2 separate regions of the Homo sapiens genome follow, and region 2 is linked to region 1. Evidence: chromatin contacts called from ENCODE Hi-C or POLR2A ChIA-PET data. All regions are on one chromosome and are shown on one strand. Each heading gives the region's core, a stretch centred on a gene start or an enhancer-like site at or near the end of the contact. The rest is flanking DNA. Distances are from core to core; before and after follow the strand shown. Region 1 has its middle 21 kb from the start of IQSEC1. Region 2 has its middle 150 kb from the start of IQSEC1.

The links. A loop is a pair of places that touch in the nucleus more often than their neighbours do. ChIA-PET counts read pairs that join two places held with the same protein, here RNA polymerase II (POLR2A). Pooled maps may share reads with other maps.
Region 2: a loop to region 1 is called in a map of MCF 10A, with 5 times the contacts of the local background. The contact joins two enhancer-like sites. A Hi-C loop is called at or near these places in 5 of 168 maps with a recorded cell type or tissue (B cell, MCF 10A, PC-3 and 2 more), 3 of 37 single-sample maps with no recorded cell type and 9 of 50 pooled maps. POLR2A ChIA-PET finds 5 or more read pairs at or near these places in 2 of 52 experiments (PC-3 and activated CD4-positive, alpha-beta T cell).

Annotation. Positions count from the first base shown.
Region 1 is chr3:13,091,238-13,096,734 of GRCh38, forward strand. It overlaps a transcript of IQSEC1 not described here. Among named protein-coding and RNA genes, the nearest start is that of IQSEC1, 21 kb to the left of the region's middle. Within about 2 kb of position 1,563, at least 10 of the 41 ENCODE cell types and tissues checked have a DNase peak (open chromatin) inside an H3K27ac peak, as active enhancers do; they include PC-3, where a contact is called at or near this core.
Region 2 is chr3:13,216,467-13,222,013 of GRCh38, forward strand. It overlaps a transcript of IQSEC1 not described here. Among named protein-coding and RNA genes, the nearest start is that of IQSEC1, 150 kb to the left of the region's middle. RefSeq lists enhancers at 3,266-3,789, 3,790-4,312, 4,313-4,835. Within about 2 kb of position 3,210, at least 5 of the 41 ENCODE cell types and tissues checked have a DNase peak (open chromatin) inside an H3K27ac peak, as active enhancers do; they include PC-3, where a contact is called at or near this core.

The sequences.
Region 1 (5,497 bases), core at 313-2,812:
GCAGCATCGGTCTCTCTGCCAGGCTGCTGGTTGCTGTCCTCCTTCCTCATTGGCATACAGACTCCAGGAGGCCAGGGGAGTCTGTTTTATTCACTGAAGCAGGCTCAAGCCATAGACCGTGCCTGGCACATAGCAGATGCTCAAAAAATATTTGCCGAATGAATGAGGGAGTTTGTTTACAGGACAGATGCTGGAATGAGACCCAGGACAGTGTTGCTGGGCCTTTGACTTGGGCTTGGGCCTACTGAAACCCATGCATCTTTTCTCCCATCTCTTCCCCTGGCCTCCTGGCCTCCCTGCCCTCCCTGAGCACAGCCCTCCTTTGTGACTACTGCAGGAGCAGGGGCTGGGGTGTGAAAGGACCCAGAAGCCCAGGTGGGACGGGCCCACAATGCTCCCAGGAAGCCCGACTTGGCTGTGCCTCAGCCTTGCCCCCGCTGACCTGTCTGTTCACCCCAGCTGTTCCTATGACCAGGCCCTTGTCAGCCCTCCCTCTGTATTCAGGGAAACTGAGAGGTGCCTGAAGCTCCAACATAAAAAACAAAGACACAGGCAGGCAGAGGACACGTGTGGCACATTTGGGGAGTCTTCAGGGGTTTTCCTAGGAAAGCCACATCCTCTGTGGAAGCCTAGACTGTTCAGGCTTCCTCCCAGGTCTCCTCTTTGGTCTGGGAGGGCAGCTTGGGTGGGGTCGGGGTGGGCAGGACCTGGAGGCGCTGGAGCAGGGCAGTCATGGGGGAGGTGGTCAGTGTCCCCAGGCCCCCCAGGCAGTTCTAAGGGCCTGTGCATGGTCGAGGCCAGGAGGAAGCTAAGCACAGCTCTTTCTGGGGTCAAGCTACCCTGCACTGCGCGGGGTCAATTGCCCTGCACTGTGCAGGGTCAGAACTGACTGCATCAAAAGGGGCTAGTGAGATGCCTGTGCCTAGGGCTAAGCAAGCCAGCAGGGACATACCAGGCAGGAGAAGAAGACCTTGTGAGCTTCTGCCAGCTCTGAGGACACCGTATCACGGGGGTGTTTCCATAAAGTGCTCAGGGAAGTAAGTTCTGGGGTTAGTACAGCTCAAAGGCGCTAGGTGTAATGCTCAGAAGTTCCAGCAGAGGGCAGCGCGCGGCTGCTGCAAAGTCCTGCAAAGAGATACCTGCAAAACACGCCCCGGCTGACCACGGACGTCCCAGAACGCTGTTGACCTGGCTCCTTCCCAGGCCTGCCCAGGCCTCATTCCCTGGCCACATGTCCTCTCCCCATCTGGGTTAGGCTAAAATAATCCCAGGAACTGAGATGCTGCCAAGAAGACACAACACAGAGACAGGACCCTAAGGACCAGGAGCAGCGCGTGCCTGGGTGCTGGGGGCCTCTCTGAGACGGCGACATTTAAGCCAAGAGCTAAATAATGGGAGAAGTCAATTTTAGCCCCTAACCCGAATTATTTCTGTTCCCTCACCAGAACAATCTCAATGGTGTCTCCTCTATCAACCCCTCTGATGGTGGCCTCTTCGCGTAAAACAGTCCACCAACATTCAGGCCCTGCGCTCTCTGGCCCCACCCACCTTGCAGGGTTCCTGTCCCAGTGCCAGCCCCTCCTCACTCTGCTCCAGGCACGCTGGCCAACTTTCCATCTCCAAGGCCGAACTTCTTCGAGTCCCGGGGCCTTTGCCCTTGCTGTTCCCTCTGCCGCGAGCACTCTTCCCCCTCCCGTAGCCGGCTCCTCCCATTATTTAGCTCTTGGCTCAGAGAGGCCCCCAGCACCCAGGCACAAGCTGCTCCTAGTCCTCAGGGTCCTATCTCTGTGTTGTGTCTTCTTGGCAACATCTCAGTACTTGGGATTATTTTAGCCTAACCCAGGTAACAAGTGACTAAATCACATCTCGGTGGCTCCACACAGGTCCTGCCCCTGCCCAGGGCACAGTCTGTGGTTTCACCAACTCCAGCTGGGGAGGCGAGAGGATACAGAGAGGCATTAAGAGCAAATAAACAAACTCACTTATAAAGGAGACATCGTCCCTCAGCCAGAGCCTCAGCCCCATACCTGACAAGACTAATCGGGCTCAAGGACGGAAGGAGACCTGGGGCCTCCATCCCAGCCCTGCCTGCTGCAGGGATGCATGCTCCTCCAGCATCCCAGGCGGTGCCATCTGAGCCCCAGCACCTTCAGTGATGCAGAGTTTATGTCCTCACCGGGCCCCAGGGGAGACCATTAGGAAGCTTCCTCCACAGGAGGAGCTGGGCTCCACCTCCTGCCATGCGCAGACGAGGGGCTTCATCCAAGTAACTGGTCCCTGTGGCTCAGGGCAGGAACTGGGGAGGCAGGGCTGCCTCCTCCCCAAGCTCAGGGGATGCCACGAGGGAGGAGGTTATTCAGTGTGATTCCTACGTGTGTCCCCTTCATCCAGCACATGGGGTGTGTGGCAAACCCTGGACAAGGGGACACAAGACGCATGCAGCTACAGCCTGGCGGCAGGATCAGGCCCGAGCACTGATGACGACTGAGGCATACACAGTTGGATCCACTGTCTGGCATCCAGCCCCTCTTATCCCTGAACCTCCTCCCCACTGTTGGTCCACGTGACTCCGCTAGGTCTCCCCCTGTCCGTTCTCAGCACCCTCTAGGTCCAGGGATGTGCACGTGATCCAGCCTGGCCAATCAGAGCATAAATCCCTCTGTTCTTCATAGTGATTGGCTTAGAGATGGGCTTGTAACCTGAGTCAGGCCAATGAGAGTCAGCCCTGGCGCTTTTGCAGATCTGAAAAAGAGACCTCTTCCGGCTGGGGCCACTGAACTAACTGGCTGTGAGCCTGGGGTTCCTGGTGCCTATCGTGTTATACTGTAAGAGCAAACCTTCCCAAGAATGAAGAAACAGGGCTGAGGGATGAAGAGAGAGAGAGAACCGTGACATCCGATCAGGGTCCTCACTGATACACCGATGGTAGCAGGTGGCACCTCGTATCACAGTGGAGAAGCCGGTGCTGTGGGAGTTCTAGGATGGAAGGCACTTGTGGCAGGGAGATCATGGAAGAGGCAGGGACTGCATCAGGCCTTGAAGGATGAGAAAGTTAACACAGGAAGATGAGTGATCAGGCATTCCAGATGGAAGGCGAAGGCAAGGCTTGCAGGGGCTGACCTTGAAAAGAAGGATTTCACTTCCACCCCTCTCCCGGAGCCACCTGGAAGTCCCATCCCTGCTCTAGACTCCCTCCCCCAATCATATACAAAACACAAACCACAGAGGCTGGCGAGATGCAGAGTGATGTCTGAGCCCCTTTAATTTTGTTCCTTTTTGTCAGGAAGATCTGTGTCCACTCAACCTCTCTCTCCTCCTGACACCCCCCACCTGGTGCCAGACCCTGCACTAAGTACTGTTCGTGGATCAGCCTGTGAGACTGCTTCCACCATTCCCCTCATAATACAGTTGTGGAAACTGAGGACAGATAAATCAGGAGTATGGCCTGTTCCTGGCCATACTACTGGACAGAGGGCTGCAGGGCTCAAACTCAGGCTGACAGGCTCCAGCAGCCACGAGCTCCGGGATCTTCTCCCACTGAGCACGGTGTGACCTGCCGAGAGCACCTGACCCTTCTGGGCCTCCACTGGGAATTCAGGGAAGATCAATAGTTGAGTTCAATTGTTACCTCCCCAGGCAAGGGATACATTTCGATGGACCATGGACACAGACTGAACCAGCTGCAGGCCACACGCTGAGAGAGGAGCCCAGCAAGTGCTCCTAAGCTTGTGGCTGTGGCTGCGGTTTTGTTCGGTGGTGATCATGACCATTTGTTGGAGCCACACCTGGGCAAACGCTATTGCACCGAGAGCCCCCCTCCTCTCCACCTTGCTTCTGGTTTACTGCAGTTTAATAACAATGCTCCACAAGTCAACCAGCCCAAGAATCTACCTCCATCTCTGCCTGTGGGTGGACCCCAGGCTGCGATGTGTAGTCTGGTCCACAGTATACACTGTCTTTCCCAGAGGTGAGCCTGGCATGGTCCCCGTCGTTCCTGAAGGCCCCAGGGAGTTGGAAAGGTGTGGTCAATCCCCGACCCCCACCTCCCAGGGCATCTCTGAGGAACCTGTGAAAAATGCACATTCTCGGGTCTACCCAGACCTCCCAAGCAGAAACCCTGAGGTGGGGCCCAGCCATCTGGGATTTAACCAGCCTTGGCGATGCTGGTGTGCGCTCCTTTAGGGAAGTGCTGGCTTCGTGGAAACAGCAGCACCGGGGGCTGATGGACAGAGCTAAGAACATTTGAGACATGTGTTTCCTACTTAATGCATACCCAGCGCCTCCTCAGAGGCCGAGTTGCTTCCTGCTCAGTGATAATCATTGCCACTCCCCCCTCCTTTCCCAGCCATCTGGGGCCTTTTCCGCCACTCCATGACACTGGGTGGCTCGGTGGGGACGCTGAGGACGCAATCACCAGCCTTTTAGGAACTGGCGCTTGTAAAAGAGGTGGGGACGTCCTTCCTCAGAGGATGCTGAGCACGCCTGTCGGGACGGGCAATTTGCAGAGGGCTCCAGATGCAGCAGGACAATGGAGGCTGATTGGCAGGGAGCGGGCGGGGCAGCTTTTATTCCACAGCCCCACGCAAAAGCGCTGAGCCAGCTGCAGAGGAGAGAGGCCTGGGAAGGATGAGGCTGAGGGAGGGGCGGCGAGATTCACGTGAGACCTCATGCATTCACTGATTTATTCACACATGCCTGCATTCCCTCATTTGGAAGGCATCATGATGGGGTGGGAAGAACCCTCTGAGTCGTCCAAGCTCCATGGCTTCAATCCTGGCTCCTGCACATCCTTGGTTCCTCCTGCCTCAGTATCCGCATCTGTGATCTGGGCTGCTATGAGGCAGAGAAAGGACCCCATGGGTGAAAATGCCCAGCACCCTCCCTGGCTCTTCATAGGTCCCAAGTGTAGACTCAGCTTTCCTATCCCCTCTTTTTCTTCTCATTCATTCAGACACGTATTGAGCACCTAGTGTGTACCAAGATCTGACCTGGGCAGTGGGAGGCACAGGTAAGACCTCCAGGCTACGCCCTAGCTCTTGGGGAGCTCACAGTCTTGGAGGTGGGGCATGTGGGGGACAGGCCTCTAAGTGATCTCAGGGCAGGGTCAGTGTTGTGAGAACCATCCATTCATTTATTCACTCATTCCTTTGCTTATTCACTCAACAAAATTTACTCTGTCACCATACACTGGGCCGTGTAGGGCACACGCCCTTCCCAGAAGGGATTCGCAGTCTAGCAAGAATCAAGTATTTGGGGGGCATAGAGGGCAAGACGCTGACTTAGCATTGGGAAGACACCACAGAGGAGGTGCCATATGAGGTGAGTTTTGAAGGATGTATATGAGTTCGCTGTGGCCTGGGGTTTATGTGAAGAAAACACACCCCAGAGAGGAAGGAACATGAGCAAAGGCACGGCAGCCTCCTGGTGCTTCCGAAGACCATGCTGGCAAAGGGCAGCACAGTCCCAGCCACTTGGCTACATACCCAGAATAGCACTG
Region 2 (5,547 bases), core at 1,960-4,459, 130 kb after region 1:
CACCCAGGGCTAGCAGAGCGACGAGCTGTCCACTCCCTGGACCTAAGGGATGAGAGGGAGCAGTCACCTGAACCCAAAGGGATTGCAGAGGGGAGCTGTGGCTGGGGACAGGGGGACCGCAGGAGGGGCTAGAGAAATGAATATCCCAGCCTCTTTCCATCCTGCCCACTGATCTCCCATCAGTAAACCCACCAGAAAGCTGGAGGGTGCGGAAGCCAGTGAGAGAGGGCATCCCTCCAGGGCACAGAGTATGGTGAGCAGTGGACAGTGGGTCCAGACAGACAGATGGACAGAACACCCGGATGCACTCTCTTCCCCGTGGAGAAACAAAATGCTATTCTATTCATTAGCACATGGAATACACACATTTAACTTCACTTACCCCTGCCCACTCCAGAACATATGGACGCTTTCTCCCGATGAGTTTAGGTCACACTGACCTAGAAGAGTTAATGGCATAGGACACAGCATATCACGACGCAGGCAAGGTGAACACACTGCAAAACTTAGCTGATGACAGGAGCCCAATGGTGGTGACAAAGGATTTGCCATGGAGAAGAGCCCTGAAGGACATTCTCCCCCATTACAGATGACAAAAGATGATTTTGATTTTATTCTTAGTGCTTTTAAAAAAAAAATCCAACTGAACAGAGTGAACCTGACTCAGGCTTTTTTGCTTGTTTTGTTTTACAATTCAATGACTTTTGTAACTTTCACTGAATGGTGCAATTACCACCATAATGTTAGATTTACAATGTTTTCTTCTCCCAATGAGATCCCTCATGCATTTACATCCAATGCATTCCCTTATCCATCTTCAGCCCCCAGCAATCACTAATCTACTTCTATCTCTATGGGGTTGCCTTTTCAGGACTTCCATATGCCACAGTCTGGTGGCGGGGCTTCCTCCACTTGGCATTGTGTTTTTGAGGTTTATCCATGACATAGGGTGCACCAGCAGATCGTTCCTTTTCAGGGCTGAGTAGTAGTCCACTGTGTGGAAGTACCAAGTTTTCTCTCCATTCACACCATTTTTTTCACAATGCTTCTGCCTTAAACCACTGGGAGGGACTTGCTCTCCAGAAAGAGAGCATAATGGAGGCACCTCCACAGCTGGTCCAGAAGCCTTGGGTCTGGCTGGCTCCAAATTTCCCCAACTTGATTCATTCTAGGCCCCATCTCCAGTTTTGTGCCATGTCCCTATAAACTACTTAGTATTTTCCTTTAAATTGCCTCACTCCTTTACTTAAATGTATTTTGAAAAGAAAATTCACTTTTATTTATATTCACATTTTAAATGTAAAATACTATCATTACTTGAAATAGAAAAGAATGCTCAAAATAATACCAGGAACACAAAACAATGACATCACATTCTTGCTCCAGACTCTTGCTGTTTCACCCCAAGCTGATCCCTGAAAGAGGCCCAGACACCAGACTGGCACCAAACTGAGCCACTGTCCCATACAGAACCAGAAGAGCTGGAAAGACCTGGGATGTAATGACCTGACCTCTACACAGCACCCGAAGCATCTAGAAGCAGCACCATCATCACATGCTAGCCCCCCACCTAAAGTCAGGTGCACCCCTGGCTTCCGAGGCCCCCTGGCAGCTCCGGCATTCTAGGATTCCAGGATTCCCACATGCAGAGGCTGGGAACCTTGACAAAGCTGTGTCGGGGGTGGGAGCAGGAGTGACCTAGCACCTCCTGTGTGCTGACTTCCTTCCACATGCACCTATGGTGCTCCCAGGTGTGCGAGGCCTGGGGCAAGGCATGGGTGGGGAGCGGCTGGACCTTGCTGTGCTGAATCCTTGAAGTTGGGATCATTTTTTAATCCCATTAGTCCCCAGGGTCTGGCTCAGTGCTGGCTATACAGCAGGTGCTCATGGAATGTAGAATGAATGACTCATAGGTGTGTGCATGAATGAGCTGGCTGGTGAGAGAAAAAGACAGACAGAATAACTCATCTGAAAACTACTCGAACCATTCAAAAGGTGCTGCTCTCCAAGGCAACAGAGTCTTTGGCGGGAGGTGTGGGAAGCCTGTGGCCGAGACAGCATAGTGGCTGCACTAACACACAAGATGCTTTTCACAACTCATGACTGGGGAAAAGGGAAAAGGTTTTTAAAATTTTTTCATGGAAACTGGAAAATGAAGTTCATGTGCTCTATTTGCTCCTGTTCATGCACAGGTGGAGGTGAGGGGTGGCCCCAGGCCCAGAGGTGTCTGTCGGGGAGACCCCTGACTGCCACCCTCAAGGGTGTGCACTGGGTCCTGCAGGCAATGGGGGAGCCATTGAACATTCTTGAGTGAGGGTGGCCTGAACAGATCCAGCTTCAGCATGACTTCTCTGGCAGCAGGTGTGCAATGGAAGGAACCTGGAGGAAGGAGGGCAGCCCCGGCCGCCACCTCTACCCCCAGAGGCTTCTACACGTCCTCAAACTCTCCCAAATCACCCATAATGCCTCCTTTTCCCTCACCTACTCAATGCCACCCACCAAGTCAGCTGCACGTGCACCCAAAATGCTCTTGTCGCCACAGCCACCCTGGTCCAGGCCAGCAGCAGCTTTCCCCTGGGCCACCATGTCAGTCTCCCAGCGGATCTGGCAGCTGCCTCGGGCCCTTCTACAATTTGTGCCACAGCAGGAAAGGCCTTTAAAATAACGTCACACCATGTCACCCCCAAGCTCCTGCAAAAACCCTCCAAAAGCTCAGTCCATCCACCTCACCAGCAGGCCCTGGCTGAGCCATGCTTCCCCAGAGACAGGCTGCATGGTGCTCCTGACACCTGCTCCCAAGTTCACTGGTAAGAGGAAGCCGAAGGTCAGCGGACTCCAGAACTGGCCCTTCACTGGCCGCGGCTGCCCACACTGTCCAGGTGCTGGAAATCCCCTCCCTGGAGTTTCTCCTGGCAGTGTAACCACCCCACAGCCCCCCAGGGAGCTCCCCACATTGGAAAAATATTTCTGGGGCCCTGGTGGCCCCAAATTGGGATGGCCACCATCAAGGATGTGCCCCCACCCCCGGCGGGAAGGCACATGAAGCAGACGCACCTCGCAGAGCGCTGCCTCATTAATACTCATCGCCACTTCACCAACACCCACCCGGCGGTCTTCGGGGATCAGCGGAGGTGTGAAAGTGGATGCATTAGGATGTTAAATAGTTCAACAGCAAGCAGCTCCTGCCAAGTGCTTAGTGGCTTTCTGCTTGCTGGGGCAGTGGCGCCAGTGCTGGCCCAAGGCCCGGCCACCTCAGCAGGACAGCATGAGGACAGTCCGGGCCTGCCACGTGGCCACCAGAGGTGGGGTGGTGCCTCTAACCAGCTGGGGGGTGGCACATCTTCATCCATGGACCATCACTTCCCAGCAAGGCCCTGAGAGGCTGGTGGCTTATTTCCTTAATGCCACTGCTGCCCACAATATCCAGAGAGTTTGACTTTGGGACTTGAATGCATTTATTTGTCTTCTCTCTCCCAGTCACTCCAGGCGTGGCAACTCCTCACCGGAAACCTGAAACGTGGCAAAAGTCACCTGCAGCCCCAGTCCTGGGAACCGGGGTCTGTGCAGCCACCTGTGCTCAGGCTGCCACCACCCCCGTCACAGGCTCCTGCTGGGACACTATTTCTAAACCCCAGCTTTAGGCACTTCAGTGCTTTTGAAGATTTTAAATTGGCACGGGTTAGCATTGCAAACTCAACTGCCTCCTGGGGCCGGCAGTGGCCGGGCCAGGTGGGCCTGGAGCAAACTGGAGAGCCAGCCTGGCCCCTCCAAGGGGACTGCGCCACTCAGTTCCAGCCCCAGACCTTGATCGCCTCAAATTTCAAACTTGGAAATGGTCACATAGGGCCTGTGACCAACATTGCCAATTTGAGACTTGGGGCCCAGGAGAAGAATGGGGGCAAAGAAGGGGGGTCCTTGCCCCCTACTCCTTTTCCACCCCATTATCTGCCAGTTGCCCCTCACACCCCACTGGCCCCCACAAGGGGCTTCTCCCGCTCTGTGGCCATCATCTAGACTGAGACATGGGTCTAGACTGAGAGTCCCTCAAAGGCAAGGCTTCTGAGTCCCAGGGAAGAGGACTCCCTGCTAAATTTTCATTGAATTAAATGACTAATTAATGATCTAGCCTATTTCCTGGTCGGGACAAGGTCAGCCTCACGGCCATCGCTGACTTGCTCCTCTGGTTTATGCATGGTCTCAGGAGTCAGTCCCTACAGAGCACGGCCTGAGACATTCCGAGGTGCACGTCGACCCTTGCAGAGGACAGCCAGCACCCCAAGTGTGAAGGGCGATGCCGCCTGGACACTCACGTCCCGGGATATTTGGCTAAACTGGCCTCATTAACAGGCCGGCCAAACACTCCTCACATATCCACTGGCATCTAGATCTGCGTGGATGGGTTTTGCTGCCAAACTCCTGTTTCTATTGACAGCTACCAGCCACCGGGCCACTTCACAGGCATTAATGCCACTTATTTCTCAAACCGGCTTCAAGAGCTGCTGGCCTCATCCATGGTTGGGGAAACGACATAGGGGAACAACATTGTAGAGAAAGGCAGCGACTGAGGCTTAAGGAGGCAGGGAGGCCAGTGAGCAGGGGAGGCCAGGGCTCATAAGCAGGGCTGTCGCTGGAAGGACCCTATAGTGTGACACCATAGCAAGGCCTGGAGCCAGGAGGCCTTGGTGAGGGGAGGGAAGTGGTTTCTGCCCCTGAGGCCACTATTCCAGGCCCCGCCCTGGTCACGGTGGGGTGCCTGGGTGGTGCCCAGAGGGATTTTCCTGAGGGTGGACACAGGCTTCAGCCCGCCTGCTCTGGGGGCAGCTGCCTGACCCACGCCCCTCTGCAGGCCCCTCTGTCTCAGCCAGAAGGGTGACACTGTTCCTCCAACAGGACATGTCCCTGCGGTAGGAGCCAGGGAGAGGTGGAGTTAGGACAGAGCCTCTGTCACACAGAGGCCTCCTTCAACCTCAAGCATCCTCAGGGGGCACAGGAAGGGCCTTCCAGGCAAGGCCAAGTAGAGGGCCCCCACCTGTGGACTCCCACCCCAACTGCCTGCGGCCAAGCCCCTGCCCGCCCACCCCAGGCCGCCTGGCCAAGGAGGCCCTCCCAAGGCAAACCCAGGGGCCTAACAAGCTCAGACACTGCAGGTCTCCCAGGGCCCCAGGAACAGACGCCTGGAGCCCACGGCGGCTCTCCGTCTCCTGCCCAAGTGGGGCTTCCATCCCTCCAATGGGGCAGCGTGTGGCTCCATGACTGTATCACAGAGGCCGGGCCTCCTCGGCAGGGAGCTGCCTCCGGCATTGGCATCTGCCACAAAACCGGGAACTCCCCTGCAGTCAGCGATCTGGAAAGCCAGCCTCCCAAACTAGATTCATAAAGGACTCCAGGGCCTGATCTGGAAATTTAGTGTGCTCCGAAAATGAGCCAGTTTCCTCAACCATGACCAGGCCCGCCTGGAGATGGTAGCCGCGGAGCAGAGGGGCAGGAGGGAGGAGAAACACCCCAGCCTACAGCCCTGCAACCCCCAGAGGAGTGTCCCCTTTCCTT